Regions from separate parts of the Homo sapiens genome. Here region 1 is linked to region 2. Evidence: read pairs that join two places in POLR2A ChIA-PET (ENCODE). Cell type or tissue: Panc1. All regions are shown on one strand. Links, peaks and the distances in the headings refer to the core of each region. The heading gives the core; the rest is flanking DNA. Region 1 has its middle 11 kb from the start of DUSP9. Region 2 overlaps BCAP31 (B cell receptor associated protein 31).

Evidence for each region. Peaks named below come from ENCODE experiments on the same cell type or tissue, not always from the same donor. Only the 100,000 strongest peaks of a DNase experiment are listed, where the experiment ranks them.
Region 1: POLR2A ChIA-PET joins it to region 2 with 18 read pairs; 3 of 35 experiments call an interaction of 5 or more read pairs at or near these places.

Annotation. Positions count from the first base shown.
Region 1 is chrX:153,631,479-153,641,384 of GRCh38, reverse strand. No RefSeq gene overlaps it. Among named protein-coding and RNA genes, the nearest start is that of DUSP9, 11 kb to the left of the region's middle. In Panc1, for the core only: no CTCF peak of the experiment used is centred there; a DNase peak (open chromatin) is centred at 4,932.
Region 2 is chrX:153,709,181-153,719,086 of GRCh38, reverse strand. It overlaps BCAP31 (B cell receptor associated protein 31), which reads left to right. Exons shown (of 8, transcript NM_001256447.2): 4 at 3,398-3,545. Among named protein-coding and RNA genes, the nearest start is that of BCAP31, 10 kb to the left of the region's middle. In Panc1, for the core only: no CTCF peak of the experiment used is centred there; no DNase peak of the experiment used is centred there.

The DNA of each region.
Region 1 (9,906 bases), core at 1,020-9,019, 78 kb after region 2:
AGGTGCGGCCAGGCAGGGCTGGGATGCCAGCAGCTCCGCTGGCCGCTTGGCTGTGTCTGCCGCAGCGCTGAATTCCCCTGAGTCATTACCCCTGGAAGAGGCGAGGGCAGCAGCTTTGCCTCTGGAGCCCAGGTCCCTGTCCCATCTGGGTCTCCATTTCCTGGTATGTACGTTTGGGGAGAGAGGTGGGACCATGTGATCTCCAAGGACCCTCCTAGCTGTGCTGCAGTTTCAAGCCATGGTGCGTGAGCTGGGAGGGTCCTGCTGTCGCCAGCCAGGCCTGCCCACCCTGCTCTGGGCCCCGACTGCTCCTCTGCACCTTTTCAGCCTTGGCGGCAGCACAGCCCCTCCTGGGAGCAGGCCTCTGGCCCTGCAACTGTCTTCCTGCTCTGGACGCTGGGCCTCATGGGACTGCACTGGGGCTCTCCCCTACAGCCTTGGGGAGTCAGGCTGCCCAGGACTTGAGCTTGCACCTACCCAAGGCTATGCCACGCAGGCGAGCACATGCAGCTGCCACTGGTGCCCGTACTGCTAGACGTGCTGAAGTTACGGAACCTTTCCTAAGAAATCAATATTCCATAGAAGCTGTGCCCTACAAACAGGGGACTGCCTTTCACACTCCCCCTCCACTGAGGGCACCTCCTGTTTGGGAAGGACGTACGACAGCTGTGCCCATGGCCTGGGTGCCCAGCTGACCCCCGGCAAAGGCTTGGTGGGTGAGCTGACTCGGAGGAGCTTCTAGCAAGGTTTGTTAACATCCTCCCCTCCGCCACCATCCTGTGCTTTAGTGACTCAGGGCTGAGAGGCTGGCGGAGAAACATTTGGATTGAAGAATGCCACCCTCGCCCCTGCACAGCTCCCACTCCCAGCCCTCCTGGTGTCTCTGCTCTCCAGGCAACAAGACCCATCCGTTGCCGGAAGAGGAGCATGCAAAGGCCAGGCCTGCCCGGAGATGCCCGGGGAGCTCGTGAGGCACAGGCCTGCTCGGCCTCAGGAAATAGCGGTTCCCTCTTCATCCCCAGGGCTGGGGAAGAAAATGCAGAACACTCCCAAGGGGGACTTGAGTGAGTGCAAGTTTGCTTGGCAGAACCGAGGGCACAGCTGGGTCTCTGACTCCGAAGCAGCTGGGTCCATCTGCTGCTGACGGGAGTCTCAGGGTGAGGCGACGGGGCCGCCCCAGCCCTCGCCCTCCATTCCACCCGGAACCCCAAGGCCACTGCCGTCCTTCCTGTCCCTTCCTTGGGGATGGCCATTGGGAAGTGGCCATCTTGTTTCCTGTCAGACCCCACGCCCTCCCGAATCCCAAAGGTGCTCCCCAGAGACCTTGAAATCAGACACAGGAACCGCCAGCCCCGGGCAAGGTGGAGGGGCACGGGAGCTGCACTTTGCTGGGGGTAGAGAGGTCTTTAGCCTAGCAGTGCCTCTGGCGGCCGGCCCAACTCACACCCTCTGACATGGAGGGCTTTGGCTGAAGGCATCCATATCTGTTAAGGGACAGTTTGTTCAGGGCCCGATTCCGGGCCACTCTCCAGGCAAATGAGGTTTTGGGGAGAGACCGTGGGAAAGGTGATGGCCGTCAAAGCCTCACAGCTGGCACAGGGGCAGGCACGTTCCTGCCATAAGCCAAGCGCCCTCCTCAGGGCCCCGCCCATGGTCCCCACGCTGCCCTGCTGTTGGCTTGTCTCAGCACACCACGGCGCCTGCTGCTGCTGCCTCCGAGTGCTGGGTCCTCCCTGCCTGTGTCCCTGCATGGAACCTGGATCACATCTGCGGGCTCCGGAGCCAGGGTGCACACACATCCGAGACTTCATTTCTGGGTAACCATTGGGTCCCACAGAGATGGCTTCTGCAGCTGAAGCCTTCTGTTCACATGACAATCCCCCCACCCCCCTGCGCCAACCCTCCAACTCCTCCCTCTGCACCCTCCCATATCTGAAGCGCTTCAGCCGGCATCTTCTAGATGTACCCCGCTACCAGTTACCATGTCTTCAGAAGCACCCTACCTGTCTGCAGCCGCTCCCAAAGGAGCCCTGCCCAGACATTTGAAACAAAATGGCTCTGAAATGTCACTTGCAGACGAGGTCAAAGGCAGGCCAGCCGGGCAGCTGAGTGCCCAGGGGTGTGAGCACCAGGGAGGGACAGGAGGTAGGTGAGAGGGAAGGGAGGGGGGTAGAGCACAGAGCGCCAGCCTGTGCAGCGATTGATTTCTGCGGGCCGGGACCTGGTGAGCCATTAGCACCCCCATTTGGGGAGGGCTCAGGTTCAGGTTCAATACAATTCCCCTCTGGCCAGCTGCACTGGCTCCCTCTCCTTGTCTTGTCCTCCCGAGCAGCAGTGCATGTGCGTCTGGATATACATTACAGATGATATAATCCTTTTACCGGGACAGCCAGCCACCCACAGCCCTGGGCTAGACAGGGGAAGGGAAGTGAGGGGAGACAAGGAGCCTCTGTCCAGACCCCATGCAGGGGAAGAGGAGGAGAGAGGGCAGCAGGTGACTTTCCCGCGTGGCCCAGGGACGTCCAGGGCTAAGGGAACCAGGAGAGAGGGGAGCCACCAAGGGTGAAACGATGGGTCTGGGGAGATTGGGGGTGCCAAGGATGTTCCCAGTCCACCTGGCTCCCCTGCTGCAGATCCCCCCAACCTTTGCCCCGCCTGGCCCAGGAGGAAAGGCCCACCTGCCTTTCTGGCCGCATTTCAGCATCCCCCACCCCGTCCCCCTTCCAGGAACATGCTTCTCCAGTCAGGGTGTCTCACCACAGGTAACAAGATAAGACACGAGACAGGCAGCCATGGCCAGGCCCAGGCAGGGGCTTGTGGCGAGCGCTTGCCCTGGCTCAGATGTCTGTGGGGGTGGAGAGCGGCTCCTGGAGGCTGTGGGTTTTTCTCATCTCACTCCTCGGGGGCCTCTGCCCCTGCGCGCTCGGTCACAGCACCTGTTGGCTTGTCTGGCTGCCTCCCTCCACCACTCCCCATCTCCTCCCAGCACCGAAAGGCCCAGCCTGGTGGGCCCCATTGGCTTCCTGCACCCAGACCCATCCCCACCCTCAGGCTGCTGAGCCCCTTGCTGCTCTGGCATCTGGGAGCACCCAGCACCTCTCCTGCCCACCGCTGCCACTTGCCCAAGGCCCTGCAGCGATCAGGGGCACAGCTGGAGACAGAATCACAGCTGTGGGTGCCACGAGTCACCTTCCAGGCAAGGAGTCCCAGCTGATGGAGACTTGTGGCCTCCAGGACAGGGGCGCCGCGTGGGCCACCCTTGGAAGCACAGCTGTCCTGAAGCTTCCACCTTGTGTGCAGGCCCCTTGGGTAATGGTGACAGCAGCTCCAGGGACAGATGAGGGTCTCCTCCCTCCCACCACTGGTGCCGTGACCGTGAGGACAAGCCATGCTGTTTGCTGCACTTCTTGTTTGCTTCTGGATGAGGATGCTGAAGTATGGAATGTGGGGGCGGTGACCGGGCTATGTGCTCAGTTCCACAGACTAGCAGCCAGGGCCCCATGGCCAGGGCGCCCCTCCGCAGGGAACTGCCTCTGCCCTTGAGTGGCTCTTTCTTATAGGCTGGGGGACAGGCAGGAGGGGAGCTGCTGGCTCAGGCCTCAGTCACCTGGCAAGCCACCCACCCGGCCAGAGCAAGGAAGGAGGCAGCTCCCTCCTGGTTGCAGAAGGGTGCTGGAGAGCCATGGGTGCGACCGGAATTGCAGAGAAGAGCTGGCCTGTCCTTGAATGTGGGCCGCCCCCACCAGGGTGGAGTTCAAGGCTGTGGTCCAGAGCATGTGCACCCCAGCCCAGGTGTGGGCCTTCTCCTCTGTCACCTTCTCTTAGCCCTGCTGCCCCCCATCCCCGGGTTCTCGCTGCCCCCTCTTCATTCTCCTGCCTGAGAGCCTCGCCACAGGAAGGCTCGGGATATTTCTGCCAGCTCTCTGGGGAGTTCTCCCGTCTAAATTTAGAGAGCGGCTATTACCCCTCAGTACCTGCTTCCCACATCGGTGGCTGATTTGGGTCCCGAGGGCCCCAGAGAGGAGAGCAGTGCAGATGCGGTGCCACGTGACCTGCCCACACCTCGGGGCCGGCTCCTGGGCAGAGAGAAGGTGGAGAGGAGGGGGAAGGTGAGAAAGGTGGCAGCCACGTCCCAGGGATCAACCGCATCCACGCGGAGAGGGCCAGTGGGCCTCTGCCTGAGAGATGCCATGGATGGGAAGGGGACAGCCAAGGCTCCTTGTGTGGGGTCAGGCATGCAGCCTGGCCTTTCCCGGTGGGAGGCTGTGGCAGGTCACTGAGCCCCTTCCAGGGCTTCTTACTGCCCTGCCTGCAACGACAGGGTAACCATCTCCACAGCCATCTCCCTTCCACCACTGCACACTGCATGCCCACTGCCATGTCAGTGTTATACAGAGAAAAGGAGGGTGCACACAGGCGGCTCTGGGAGTTAGTCATCAGTCCTGGCCACTGCTGTCACCACCTGGAGCAGGGCCTGAGACTCGTTCTTCACTGCCTTTTGAGCTCCAAGAAGGACGGCTGTGGCTGACATGGGCTGGGACCATGAGGGTGACCCAGGGTCCAGTCTGTCAGCCTGTAAGGCTCAGCTCTCAGGATGCGTGGTTGGAGAGCTGGCCAGAGCCATGAGGACCATGGCTGCCTGTTCTTCTCAGCCCTAAAGGGGAAAGCAGGGGAGGCTGAGGATGGGATCCCCAGGACCATGAGCCTAGGTGGACTTCCCAGTCGGCAGGGCAGCCAGCTTGAGACTGGCTTCCTGGAGGGGTGTGCGTCCCGTCTCTAGAGGGTCCAAGCAGAAGCCGCAGGGCTGCTGCCTTTCTTGTGCTACCCGCTGCAGTGGTGAGCCCAGCCAGAGGGAGGTGTCACAGATGGCTGGTGCTGAGGCTGGCTCCTTGGCATCTGAGGATTGGCCTGCTCCCAGCACTGCCCCCTGGCTGGCTGTGGTCAGAATTGCCCTATGGTGGATGGTGGGTGGTTCTTTGGAGCTCAGCACAGGCAAGGCAGGGAGATCTGCCTGGAAGCTCTTGGGCCGGGTCTCCTGGCAGGCGGCGTCTCTGGTGCATGCTCACTTCCCTCTTCTCGGCCCAGCTCAGCCAGAACCTCAAGGGCCCCAAGGGAGCCACAGTGAAGGCCCTTGCTCGGCCTCTGAAGGGTCTTTTGTGTCCTCATAGTTTGGGTCGGTGCTACCTGTCGCTTGTCACTTCTCATGTTGCCCGAAGACCTGTAGGACCAGGAGCTGGTGATCCTCAGCAGACTGCCATCCTGTTTCTCTGAGCATGTCGCTTATTGATTGTTGTTTTGGGGGAGGGATGAGTGTCGGGACCTCCTAGCCCACCGCCTGGCTGACTTCACTCCAGTGCTCATACACTGGCCTGTGACACCAGGTCTCTGCCCCAGGCTCCTGGGCCCAGCTGCCCCCAGGTGGGTTCCCTTGGGTGACCTCCAGGCTTCTCAAACTCACGTGTCCCAGACACAAGCCCAGGGCTCTTATCTCAGTGACAGCCACATCGGGTCTGCCTGGGTAGGCTCTGTAGGCCGCAAGGGAGAGAAGTGTCCAGAGGCTGTCTTCAGGAAAAGGGGACGTGTAGTGCCCAGAACGTCCTCTCCTCAGCCAAGCCCACCTATCCCCCAGGGCTCCTCCCATCCCCGTGTCCTCCATCCTCTGGCCCTCATCCCCTGGCCACCAGCCTTGAGCCTGCCCATCCTGACCTCCCTAAAAGGCCTGAGCATCTCAAAATTGTTCTGTGCCACCCCACAGCTTCCAAGTTGAGAGCCCCCTTTGGCCTGGTTTCTCCTGAGCTGCTGCCGGTGGGTGCTGTGTGTTCTCCCACCCGCCTCCCCAGAGCCCAGGCCAGCTGGCATCGCCTTCCTTGAGAAGTGGCGGCTTCCAGACGGGACTCATCTGCCTCCTGCCAAACTCCAAGGCCTGCAAGGCTCTTCCTCCACCTGCCCCTGCTTGCTTGGGTCCCCTCCTAAGGCCTCCCTCCTCATGCCCACCCCCTCCTGGTTTTCTTTCCCTCACTCTGGCCACTTGTCCCAAGTCTCTTTCTTATGTCCCTCTTCTGGGGGACGACTGTGACATCAGTGTCTCCTGGGTTCCATGCCTGTAGCTCCATTGCTGCCTGGATGTCCCAAAGTTCTTCCCTCCACACCCCAAACTCGGGGGTGCCCTTGATTCCTCTCTCTCCATAATCACCCCTCACATTGCTGGATTTTCTCTTCACCCAGGCCCTGTCCCCTCTCGCTTGGACGACGGCCCCAGCCTCGCACCCATCCTCCACATCAAGGCCAGAGGAAGTGTCCTTGCCCAGATGCCTGGCCACTTCTCCTCTCAGCCCCCTTCAGTGGCCCCTCGTGGCCTCAAGGACAAAGTCCAGCTCCACGGCCCTGAGCCATCTGGCTCCTGCTCGCTTCCCCGGAGTCCTCTCCCCGACTTCCTCCAGGCCCACATTCCAGCCCCAACTCGCGCCTTGCAGTTGCCAGAACGAAGCAGGATATCGCGTGTTCCCTTGCCTTATTCTAAAGAAGGTCACATGCTGAGGCTCCAGGTGGACAGATATTTTGGGGGGGCACTGTTTAGCGTGCTGCAGTCCTCTCTCTGTTCCCTCACTTCATGTCCATCACATGTGCAAAGTACATTCACCCACATCTTTGCCTATGTGCCTGCACCCTCCTGCTGTACACGCTGCCCCACATCTGCCTGGCAGGGCACTCATCTTTCCAGCCTCCCCTCAATGCTGGTGCTGGCACGAGAGTCCTTTCTTTCCTTTGCTAGGACCACCCAACACAGAATGCCTGTGTCCTGCTTGCCCCGGACCACTGCTGTCCTTGGCTGAGGAGCAGACGGGACGTTTGGAGGAGCGGCATCTGTCTCCAGGGCTTTGCACCCGGCCTGGCTCTGGGATGGGGCCGTAGCAATGTGTGTAGACCCCAGGAGGGAAGGAATTAAAGAGCCTGAGATCCCTGCTCTGGTGGCCCTGTGCGGCTGTGTCTGTAGGTAGGATGGGGCAGTGGGTGGGGAGTGGGTCAGGGCTCCTGGGCCACTGCCTGGCCCCCTGCGCTCCCTCCACCCTTCACTGAAGGAGGAAGCCGGGCTATAGCACAATTGTGGGAGGGGGTGCCTGAGATGGAGATGGGCAGGGTTGGGGTGTCCCCCAAAGGAGGAGGGGAGGGGGTGAGCATGCAGAGCAGAAATCAACCCCTTGAGGTCCTGTCCCCAGCCCAGCAGTGCTCTCCCAATGCTTTCTCGGTGGAGAGAGTGGGCATCTGTCCATGAGCACAGGGTTGTGCGAGGGGGATGCCGCTGATGACAGATGACGATGAGAGGCTTGGGGCCTGGAGGAGCAGCTGGACACGGCCTCTGATGGGCTGTGGGGCGCACTGACAGAGAGATGCGGAACCCCACATTCGTGTCATGTCCTGGCCTGAGAGGGGCCCTCCAGCCTTTGCAAGATGCCCCACTCCCTCCAGGCACCCCTTGGCCTGCAGTGGGCATGGTCCTTACCCCCCTCAGCAGGTTGCTTCTTGGCTCGGTGTCCTGGCACCGTGTTCCCCGCCTGCAGTGTCCTCCCCTCCTCCCTGTTGGCCCCACAGTGCTGGGCATGCCCCTCAGGTGCCCTGCTTCCCTCCCGCGTGGCATCGGCCAGCTGGTGAGGGCATGGGCACTGCAGATGCCTCTGTGCTCCAGGGTGCCTGGCATCGGGCCTGGGCACAGATTTCTGGTGGGTTGTTTATTTATTTATTTATTTTTTGAGACAGGGTCTCACTCTGTCACCCAGGCTGGAGGGCAGTGGATCAATCACAGTTCACTGCAGCCTCAACCCCCAGGCTCAAGCGATCCTCCACCTCAGCCCTCCAAGTAGTTGGGACAACAGGCACGCACCACCCACTTGGCTAATCAATTTTTTTTTTTTTTTTGTTGAGACAGGGTCTCCCTATGTTGTCCAGACTGGTCTGGAACTCCTGGGCTCAAGTGATCCTCCTGCCTGGGCCTCCCAAAGCGCTGGGATTGCAGGTGCGAGCCACTGCACTGGGTACCGAGTTCTGAGTGGAGCATGGCGAACTGGGGCGGCTTTCTGCCTGGCTACGCTATTGGGGCCCAGAGAGGCCCATGCCCGCAGGTGGCACTCGAGGCACACCCCGCAGTCCCTTCCCTGCCCAGGTCCTCCCCCTACCCAGGTCCTCCCCCTACCCTCATCTTGGTGTGTACCATGCGGCCTCGTTCTTTCTGTGGCCTTGTCCTGTCTTGAAAAGACTGGGAATTCCTGGGTGAGGCCCATGGGCCTGCTGTGGAATCCCTTTCTCCCGTGCACTGGCGTGCCCCAGAGCCCGAGGGCACTGAGCCTTTTCTCCCCCTGCCTCTCACCTGCCCACCTGTCCCCACTTCTGCTCCAGGGAGCCCGCTGGGTCCCTGTTGCTGCTGTCAGTCCCTTGTTTCTGCCATTCCCTTTCTCTAAATGCACCCTGACCTCTGTTGGAGGCCCCTCCGGCCTTCCCAGCCCAGCCCCGGCCTAGCCCTGCTCCCTTCTCCTGGCACCTGGGCACCCTTCATGGTTTCATGATGCTCCAGGTGGCTGTGCGCCGTCTCAGAGAGCACAGAGTGTGGCTGCCAGGGCCAGGCTGGCCACAGGCCTCCCAGTCTCCCTCAGCTGGCCTGGCCTGAGGCGGGCTGGCCACCCCCCAGGGGCTGGCTAGGCGTGCGCTAGAGGAATAAGGGGGGACAGGGGCAGGAGGAGGGCCAGCTGCCATGTCATCACAATGGTGGTCCCTGGGACACCTCTCCCTGGAATTCTGTGACCAGTCAGCTGCAGGCCTTGGTTACTGAGGAAACCGAAGCCTCGTGTGAGCGCTCGTCATCTGGGAGGAGGGATTCAGGCAGAGTGCGCCTCCGTGAGGGACCAGGTGCTCGGGTGACTGCCCGAATCCTCCTGGGCAGGCTCAGAGATGTGCGCCGAGAGCCTGGCTGCTCCCAGGGCTGCAGAGGCCCTGGGTGAGATGGGGCTGGAAGCAGTGAGGAAGCTGGCCCTGTCCGGAGCCAGAGCAGCCACACTATGTCCACACATAGCTGTGCATATACCTTCACAAGGACGGGGACAGCAGAACGCCTCTCAGCCACGTAGGCCAACTGGCAAGGAGGCAGCCAAGGTTGAGCTATATATATATGTATATATATATCAAAGGATACAATAGAGACAAGGCTAACACTTTCTAGTACAGCCTTAGTATAGAGCTTGCTGTGGAGGCAGAGATCCACAAGCCAGAGAACACCAAAGATCAGCCACAACCCGACAGAAGCCAGGGGAGAGGCCTGGGACGGACCTTTCCCTCCAGCCTTCAGAGGGACCACAGCCCTGCCGACACCCTGATCTTGAACTTCTGGCCTCCAGAGCTGGGAGAGAATAAATGTGTGCTGTTTTCACACATCCCGTGTGCAGCATTTTTTGACAGCAGCTCTAGCAAATGAATGCAGTGCTTCGGGAGTTTCGGGAAGCTTTCTTAAGTGCTCTATCGTTTAACTCAAAAAGATCCCTGTGAAGTTGAGGGTCTTAGCATTTCACAGATGAGGAAATGAAGACTCTGAACATCTGAATGACTTGTTCTTGTTCAGACTAATTCAGCCAGCTGGAGGTAGACCCAGAGTTCAATTAAACTCTTCGATGTGAAGTCTGGATCCAGGAAAGTAAATGTAAGTGCTCTAACATCTTCCAGCTTCCCGATATATTCAGGGTTTAATGTTTTTTGAAAGCTTTGAGCTCTCCAGATATTGTTCAAGTCAACCCTCTCCCATGCACCAACCTGCCTCTGAGAAACTGATTCCTTTTTAGGGAGAGAAAAAATTGCCTTTCTTTTTGTGCTATAAATGTCCCCCAGGGCACTGCTTTAGCTGCATCCCACAAATTTTCCTGTTTT
Region 2 (9,906 bases), core at 541-8,540:
ACTGCTTGGAAGTTCTAGGGGGACATATGGCCATGATGACTGGCTGCTTCCTACTCCCATGTTAAGAAGCATAATCTAGAAAGATCTGCAGAGCCTTCTTCAAACAGAAGTGTTAGTCACAGGTACTAGTGAAGGGTAAGGGGCATAACTAGCTAGAGCTGTGGCCTTGCTTGGGGGTGGGGAGGGTTGAGCAGATCCTCCTGGAGGATGGAGTTGCTGAGGGTGCAGGATCTTCCCACCTGGGCTGAGGCCCGAGACAGGGAGGGCTGGTTTCTACTGTGGGACTTGGGTTAGTATTGCTCAGTCCCCCATCCCCACTATTGGTCATTGGCCAAGGTGGTCCTTAGGATGGTGGGGTTCCTGGATGCAGGTGACAGTGTAAGGAAACATGTTTATCTTGTTTTTCTGATTACAAAAATAATGGGTAATTATTCTTAAAAATTCAAAAGTTGAATTTAGAAAGTTAAACTCCCCATAATCCCATTTCCCACAGGTAACCATCATGAGTATTTTGTTGTGCATTTCCAGAGGGGTTTTGTATGCTGACATCTTTAATAAAATGTCTACAACGGTGGGATCATACACACAAAGTATTTATGTTTCTTTCCACATTCCTGCTGGGACATGGCAGGAGGAGCATTCCACGCCTGAGCTGGTAGCACAGCTCTGAGATAAGACTGCTGTCCATAGCAGAGCCTAGCCAATACTTTGGATTGTGCTTTTTCTACCTGCTGCACGTTAGACATCTTTTTTTTTTTTTTTTTTTTTTGAGATGGAATCTCACTTTGTTGCCCAGACTGCAGTGCAGTGGCGCCATCTTGGCTCACTGCAACCTCCGCCTCCCAGGTTCAAGCGATTTCCCCTGCCTCAGCTTCCGAGTAGCTGCAGGTTACAGGCGCCCGCCACCATGCCCGGCTAATTTTTTGTATTTTTAGTAGAGACGAGGTTTCACCGTGTTGGCCAGGCTGGTCTTGAACTCCTGGCCTCAAGTGATCCGCCCACCTCGGCCTCCCAAAGTGCTGAAATTACAGGCATGAGCCACTGTGTCCGGCCAACATCTTTTTATAGCAATCTCATTCTTCTTAAAGATCATGTAGTATTCTCTCATGTGGTTGTGCCGTAATCCATTCTTTATAAGCATCTTCGAATCATTGCAAATTTATGCAAATACTTCTGTGGGATAATTTCAGAGGTGAATTGTTGAACCCGAGGGTATGAACATTTTGCATTTTATACAGGTGTGCTGTTTTTACCCCTGCTAACAGCGTTTGAGAGTACTCGCTTCGTGGTGCTGAGGGATGGGCAGATTTTTATAATGCAAGATCAACATAAAAACTAAGCAGCCTAAAACCGGAAATTAAGAACCCCATGAGGCCAGTGCCCTGACTCACGCCTGTAATCCCCACACTTTGTGAGGCTGAGGCAGTTGCTTGCGCTCAGGAGTTTGAAACTAGCCTGGGCAACATGGCGAAACCCCGTCTCTACCAAAAATAGAAAAAGAAAAAATTAACTGAGTGTGGTAGCACACACTTGTGGTCCCAGTTACTGGGGAGGCTGAGAGGTGGAGGTTGCAGTGAGCTGGGATCGTGCCACTGCACTCAAGCCTGGGTGACAGAGTGAGACCCTGTAACCCACCATACAAAAAGAACCTCGATACCCATACAGTGATACCTTGCTCCTCTCATATGGGAGTCTATTAAGAGCATTCTTTGGGTACATCTTAGTGTATTGACTTAAAACGATGTCTCAGGATGCATGGGGAAAAGCAGTAGGTTTGGCGTGGCTCAATTTCTACATTAGAGACAAATATAAATATATTTTTAACTGGAGCTCTATATGTCTAACAGCGGCTCTTTCAGGAGCAGAGGCTGCTCACTGACTCAGCAATTATTTCAGTGCCCACTCTGCACCCAGAGCTATCCCAGGCCCTGGGAATATAGTATAAAAGATTTCTGCTCTTATGAAGTTTGTAGTCTACTTTGGGAGAGATGGACCCAAAAAATGTGTTTAAAGAGAATTTCAGAGATGGATGTCTATTACGAAGCAGGTAACAGTGTAATGTGACTAAAAATGACTTTAGATGTGACCACATTTTTATTGTATATACTGCTAGATGTGATTATGTTATGGGATCCTTTCCGTTTCTACATTTTGGGTGTGTTTGAACTTTCGATGAGTGTGAATTCCTTTCGTAATCAGAATAAAACATTATAGATAATAAAACCCATTGTAAAGCTTTGAAATGAAACCCTTGACTCCTAGCTGGTATCCTGCAGGTCTTGACTCCTATTTTTTTGTTTGTTTGCTTGTTTTGTTTTGGCTTTTTCGAGACAGAGTCTCGCTCTGTCGCCCAGGCTGGAATGCAGTGGTGTGATCGTAACTCACAGCAGCCTTGACCTCTTGGGCTCAAGCGATCTTCCTGTCTCAGCCTCCCGAGTAGCTGGGACTACAGGTGTGCAGCACCATGCCCAGCTATTTAAAATTTTTTTTTTTTTTTTTTTTTTTTTTGTTGAGAGAGAGTCTCCCTGTGTTGCCCAGGCTGGTCTTGAACTCGTTGGCCTCAAGCAGTCTTCCTGCCTTGGCCTCCCAAAGTGTTGGGATTACAGGCGTGAGCCACCACATCTGGCCTGGGTCTTGACTCTTAAGCACCTTAGGTCCCCGGAGCAGGCATTTCCATCTCCAGGTTCAACTTATCATTGTGGGGGTTGGGGGGCTATGGGCCAACTTGAGATGAACAGAACAAGACGCGGTGAGGGTACCATGGGAAAAGGAAGCCACCCCCATTTCCAGAAACTCTTTAGGCTTGGTTAGCATCGTGAACTGCAGAGCAAGCCTGGGGCCTGTGTAGAATGGGGCCAGGGATTGAAAAGCTGGAGGAAGGAGTGGGTCTGAGGGTGGGAGCTTCCTTTTTTTTTTTTTTGAGATGGAGTTTCGCTCTTGTCCCCCGGTCTGGAGTGCAGTGGCTCAATTTCGGCTCACTGCAACCTCCGCCTCCCGGGTTCAAATGATTCTTTTGCCTCAGCCTCCCGAGTAGCTGGGATTACAGGCGCCCACCACCACGCCGGGCTAAATTTTTTTTTTTTGTATTTTTAGTAGAGATGGGGTTTTGCCATGTTGGCCAGGCTTGTCTCGAACTCCTGACCTCAGGTGATCTGCCCGCCTCTGCCTCCCAAAGTGCTGAGATTATAGGCGTGAGCCACTGCACCTGGCCTGAGGGTGGGAGCTTCTGATAACAGCATCCCATGAGGGGTGTATGTGCATAGAAGTGGGAAGAACTGGGGAGGCGGATTTGAGGGAAGTGAGTCTGACCTGTCTCATGCCGCCTGTCTGCCTGGTATGGCCTTATCTTGCCCTAGTGTCCGCTAAATGCCCGTGTCTCCTCTCTGCTCCACCACAGATGCCGTGCGCGAAATTCGGAAGTATGATGATGTGACGGAAAAGGTGAACCTCCAGAACAATCCCGGGGCCATGGAGCACTTCCACATGAAGCTTTTCCGTGCCCAGAGGAATCTCTACATTGCTGGCTTTTCCTTGCTGCTGTCCTTGTGAGTGGGGGGTTGAGGGGGCAGGTGCTGTGAAAGGAGCCATGGGCTAGCCATGGACACCGAGCTCAGTGGGCTCAGTCTCCCCCCTGTGACTTTGATTCCTCCTCAGTCTGTGGCCTGGATCCCAAAGCCCTGTCTGTGTTAGGGAAGCCACATAGTTTTCTCCTGACCTCCAGAGGCAGCGTGGAGAGTAGGAGAGGGCTGCCTGAAATATCAGAAGACCCTCACACACCACATACTCTCAGGCAAACAGATGACTATCTCACGGTCTGTTTGCATGGAGAGTGAGATGTAACGGTAAGGCCTTGCCCTCCTCTGGGAGAGGACCTTCAGAGTCCAGCTCACAAGGGAGCGACTGAATGGGGGACTCTTTGTGTCCGGGGTGTTGACCTAGGGACAGCAGGTAAAAGTGGCACGAAGAGGCTGGGCCTCTCCTCACCTCAGGGCCTTCCCCACGTGAAACTCGTAATGAGGACATGTTACATTCCATGGCAGCCAGAGTATTTCTGATGATTTTTTTGGTAAAACTAAGTACCTTAATCAAGGCTAAGGGTAACTAGTCGGGCAAAACTAGACCACTACGAAGTGCCTATTTGAGCCTGGGGCCCTGTTTGCTGCCTCCTGCTTCACATAGCCGTTCTGATCAGCAGGGCCTGGCTGGGAGGTGGATGGGAGCTCAGACCATGTATGAAGGCATTGGAAAGGCGCTTGCTTTGAGGGTGGAGCTCTCATCACTTAATCACTTCTCAAAAGACCCCACCTCTTAATGCTACGGCAGTGAGGATTAAATTCCAACACATGAAGTTTGAAGGGCACTCAGACCATAGCACCAAGTGATTCTCAGGCTCATGGACAGTTATTCCCCACTTGGTTTTGTGCCCCGAGACTCAAGAATCTCCATGCCTAGGAGATTCTTGCTCTCTAGTCACCTGGTGTGTCCTGCTTTACTAGGCGCTACGATGACTACTTGTCTTAAAATCTGTTGTTTAGATGATCTGGTACTCTCTGCGACCAAGTTGGAAAGAGGGGTGGAGCTAGAAAAGGCAAACACATTTTTTTCAAGATAATGGGTTTGATCACAGATTTGATCTACAAGCTTGCTGTCTTCAAACTTAGGAAAGTCAGGAAGGCTGGGAGGAGTCAGACACATACCCTAAATTTTTCAGGAAGTTCCAAACAAGTATTATCTTGTGGTCTGAGGCTGAAAGGGAAGCAGATCTGAAAGACTGAGTCTCAAACCCAGAATTCTGAGTGTGACAGTCAGCAAAATGAGGAAAAAAGACCACATTGAGAGGGAAAGAGAGGAAACTAGGCCATCTACCAGAAAAGCATCTAGAGCTTTAAGAATGGTATGGGGGAGGGGTGGGCTGGGTGCGGTGACTTAGGCCTGTAATCCCAGCACTTTGGGAGGCCGAGGCAGGTGGATCACCTGAGGTCAGGAGTTCGAGACCAGCCTGGCCAACATGGTGACACCCAGTCTCTACTAACAATACAAAAAAATTAGCTGGGCTTGGTGGTAGGTGCCTGTAGTGCCAGCTACTCGGGAGGCTGAGGCAGGAGAATTGCTTGAACCCGGGAGGCAGAGGTTGCAGTGAGCCGAGATCACACCACTGCACTCCAGCCTGGGTGACATCTCAAAAAAAAAAAAAAAAAAAAAAAAGAATAGTATCGGGAAGGTGAAAACCTGCCGGGAGCTCTGAATCATGAAAGACATGGAGAAGTGAGGAGAAGGCAGTCCCTTTTATATGTCTGTGTAAGGAAGGAGATGGAGGGTAGGTGGTCAAGGGCAAAGGAAACACTAGGATGAGAAAATGGAAATTACAGGTGGGCAAGAGTGGCATCCCTAAAGGATGTACTTGATGAGATTATGTCCAGAAGCTGTTGAGATCATCTGCAGAAGGCATTGCCACCGATGCTTGAGGATTTGCAGAGTGGGAGAGATACTGGCAGACTGCAGCCTGGCAAACATCCCAATTTCCAAAGGGAGGAGAAGGTAGATGAGGAATTGACCTGGGGAGGGTTGACTTTGATCTCCAGCCATGCTCTAGAAAGAATAGCTTGTATGCTTTTGGAAAAGAAGAGCGGGATCATTGGTGACTGCTGTGAATTCCTGGAGAAGTTCTGTCAGCCTTCTATAGATGGAGTGTAGATGGATTTTTAGCATGATGCTTGCCAGTCTGAGTCTGTTCTTAACGACCAGATGCCGAAGTGTGGGGAAGGTGCTGGCAGAACAGTGTAGTTAGGTGTGGTCCTAACCCACATGAGTGGCTGCCATGTGGATTGGCTCTATCCACACATACACATAGAAGCCTTAGGGGGCTCACTCTTTTTTTTTGAGACAGAGTCTCACTCTGTCGCCCAGGCAGGAGTGCAGTGGCTCGATCTCGGCTCACTGCAAGCTCTGTCTCCCGGGTTCACGCCATTCTCCTGTCTCAGCCTCCCAAGTAGCTGGGACTACAGGCGCCCGCCACCATGCCCTGCTAATTTTTTGTATTTTTAGTAGAGACGGGGTTTCACCATGTTGGCCAGGCTGGTCTCAAACTCCTGAGCTCAGGTGATCTGCCTGCCTCAGCCTCCCAAAGTGCTGGGATCACAGGCGTGAGCCACCGCGCCTGGCCTGCTTTGTTTTTTCAGTGTTTCCTGCAAGCTGCAAATGGGCTGTGTGGCCATAAGGCTGGACAAGAGCATCACACAGAAAGCCAAGGTCCTCTAGGGTCACAGCCACCATCTTAGATTTAACTCTTAGACTAGCAAGGAGTATATATTTCTGGCAAAATTCCAGAAATGATTAACTAGATCGCTTATGGGCAACTGGTGAATCCACACTGATCTCTGGGATCACCGTTTCCTTTTCTAAGAAGTCACGCAAGACCAACCTCATGGCTTTTTTGGATCAGGCTACTGGATGGGAACACGGGAGAGTGCGGCAGCTGAGCCACCACGCCCAGCCTCCACATGCTTTTTAAAAACATTCCCGTGTTTAAAAAAAGTTAACCACGGGGCTTTTAAGCACCACATGCTTTAAATGCCCCTTGGTGACTTGAGTGTTCTACTCAGTTTATCATGAATGTTTTTCTGGGACAACTGACCTGTTTCCAGCATATTTATTTATTTATTTATTTATTTATTTATTTTTTTTGAGACAAGGTCTCGCTCCATCACCCAGGCTGGAGTGCATTGGTGTGATCATGGCTCACTGCAGCCCCGCCCTTTTGCCTCAGCCTCCCGAGTAGCTGGGACTATAGGCATGTGCCACCACGTGCTGCTAATTTTTTAATTTTTTGTAGAGACAGAGTCTTGCTCTGTTGCCCAAGCTGATCTCAAACTGCTGGGCTCAAGAAATCCTCCCACCTCATCCTCCCAAAGTGCTAGGATTACAGGCATGAGCCACTGTGCCTGGCCTCTCCAGCGTTCTTGAGTGTTCTTGAGTGTCTACCCAATTCCTCATTGGTGGATGTCGAGCCTGCAGCTCTGTTTCTGATGTCATAAACAGTGGCCTCAGCTAGTCAGCTTTCTTTGGGCCTCCTGATCCTCTTGGAGCACCCATGCCACTCCTATTATCTGTCTCTTTCTTTTTTGTTGCTGTTGATTTTTTTCTTTTTCTTTTTCTTTCTTTCTTTCTTTTTTTTTTTTTTTTGAGACAGAGTCTCTCTGTGTCGCTGAGGCCGGAGTGCAGTGGCACAGTCTTGGCTTACTGCAGCCTCCTCCTCCTGGGTTCAAGCAGTTCTCATGCCTCAGCCTCCCAAGTAGCTGGGACTACAGGCACATGCCACCACGCCTGGCTAATTTTTGTATTTTTAGTAGAGACGGTTTTGCCCTGTTGGCCAGGCTGGTCGTCTCTGACTCCTGGCCTCATGTGATCTGCCCACCTCGGCCTCCCAAAGTGCTGGGAATACAGGCATGAGCCACCACACCCACCTCTCTTTCTTTCCATGTTCTTTATGTCCCACTGAGAGGCTCAGTTCTTGAACGCGAGCAGGTACTCATGGCGCGAGCAGGTACTCATGGCCCGAGCAGGTTAGATGGTTAGGAGTTAAGGGTTCCAGACTTCGTATGCAACTTTTCTGCGTGGTAGAGAGCCTGCCTAGTGGGTATTCCAGTACTGCTGGCATGCAGTCACCTGTGTGGATTAACATTTTGCAAGGGTGTATGGGTTGGAGTGGAGCAGGAGAGCCTGAAGTGGGGAGACCAAGTTGGAGGTTGTCAGTGAGACTTGCTGGGAACCTGAACGGGGGCAGTGGTACAGTGGTAGTAGAAGTGGGGTGGAGGGGACAGAGCTGAGAGGCCCAGGTGGAGTTGAATCAGCAGGCTTTTCCAGTCTCTGGGAGTCTGAGATGATCTTGGTTCTGCTGTGGACTTGCGGAATCGAGGACGCAGCCCCCTGCTGGAAAGGGAGCTCTGGCTGCCCATGGAGTAACACTATCGTGCTAGGTGTGAGGGCTGGTTGCAGAGTGGGACTTCTGGCCAGGCCTGGGGGCAGCAAGGAAAGGAGGGGACAGGGAGAGCAGGGTTGAGCAGGGGAGGCCTGGCAGATGAGCAGGATAGGGTGCTTCCGGGCAGTCGAGCTTGGGTTGCTGGCTTCAGAGGCATTGAGGCCAGGGCAAAGGGAATGTGCTGGCAGGATGGATTCCAGCCTCCAGCAGAGCGATAGAAGATCGGGGAGCAGAAGGAAGAGGGAAGCAAGATCAAGAAGGAGGATGTGAGCAGGTTAGTGGCCAAGGAGGGGAGCACATTCTGGAGAAGGCCTGGTGCTTGGCACTAGTTTTCAGCGGGACTGGGCTCAGAACACATAGGAGGTTAGCCTGAGAGCTCCCGAGTAGCCTTTGTAATTGGGAAAGGGGGCCTGGCCTGAAAGGAAACATCACACCTAGAAGCAAGTCTGTACCCTTGGCCCCCCATAGTCTGCTGCTGCTGCCTGGGATAGCAGTGGGAGAGTCCCAGCTTCCCAGCCAAAGCCTTCTGAGCTTTTGTCCTGCCTCTGCCACTACTGTCTCAGTCCTGTCACTTGACCCAGAAGCCTGGGGCTGCTCTGCCCTTTCTTCTTGTCCCATGTGACTGCCCAACCATCGTGGCCATTTCTCAGTGTGTGGCCCAGCAGGGTGAGGCGCTTTCACGGTGTCAAGTAGCCAACCTCCAGAAGTCTTCAGCCTGCAGAGCTGGACTCCACCCATGAAACAGCCTGTAGATGTCACCTCCTAAGCCTCTCTCTCACAACCCTTGGGACCACTGCTGTGGTGGGGCCACCACCATCCCGTATAGACCAAGCGGGCTCCCTGCCACCTGCCTTCCCCCCTTTGGCCTGTGCACCCCACTTCCAGTGGCTCGCTATCACATGGATCCTCCAGGACGCGGCTCCCCCACAGTCTCTGCTTCGGCCTCCCCCTGTCATGAAGCAGTCATGTGGGTCTCATGGGAGAGCCTCACGTAACACATGCTCTCCCCCAACTCGATTCTCTGAGCATTTTGGGGACCTCTGTGCGGAACACCCCCTCCAGCTGCCGGCCCAGCCGGCACCTCCTCTTCGTGAATCTCCGAGGCTTCCCTGTGGAGCCTGTTCCGAGGGGCCCACACCATGTTCCCGGCTGACCCATAGCGCTGTCCTCGGGTCCCAGGGCAGCCTGCACACGCAGCTCTGAGGTGTGGCACTTGGCAGGGTTGCCCATCGTGGAAAACCTGGGCTCTTCCCCTTCAGACTGTTCAGCTCAGTGCCAAGGGCCTGGCACATATGAAGGGCGCTGAAACATTTGGTGACTGAATGGGCTGTCCCGGGCTGACGGCGACAGCTTTAGGTGCGTGCCTGGGTTGAACTTGTTGGGCTTTTTAGCCAAGAAGCCCAGCTTTTCAGGTCTTAGGAGCTATGACAGTTTGTGAAGGCGGGTCCATCGGGGCCACCTCCAGGGGACCACACTGGATGAGCCACTGGTTTCCACTTGTGGAAGACTCCGGCAGTCGCTCCTGTTCCCTTCCTGCCAACCTTGCACTTCGGGGGCACAGCTAGCGAGAGGCCCTCTTGAGTCTTGGAGTGTGTTGGGGACGGCAGCTCCCTCTGGGCTGGGGTTTGTGTGTTCAGAGGACCTGCACTGCCTTCTCTGCCTTACTCAGCTTAAATGACGGTCAAGGTTAGGCCCAAAGTGCTGGTTAGCAGCCAGTCGCAGGAAGGCCCCTGTTTGTGTGGAAGCCCCCTGAATTTTTGCTGACCTGAACTTGATCCACAGGCATCTTTTGTTTCCTCTTTACCCCTCCAGGGTAGAATCCCATCGCTGCCATTAGCCCAGATGGAGCTGCCCGTGCTTCTCTGCTGAGCTGCTTTTTCTTCTTTTTTAGGTTGAGTCATCTAATCACAGACTACCTTTGCCTAAGT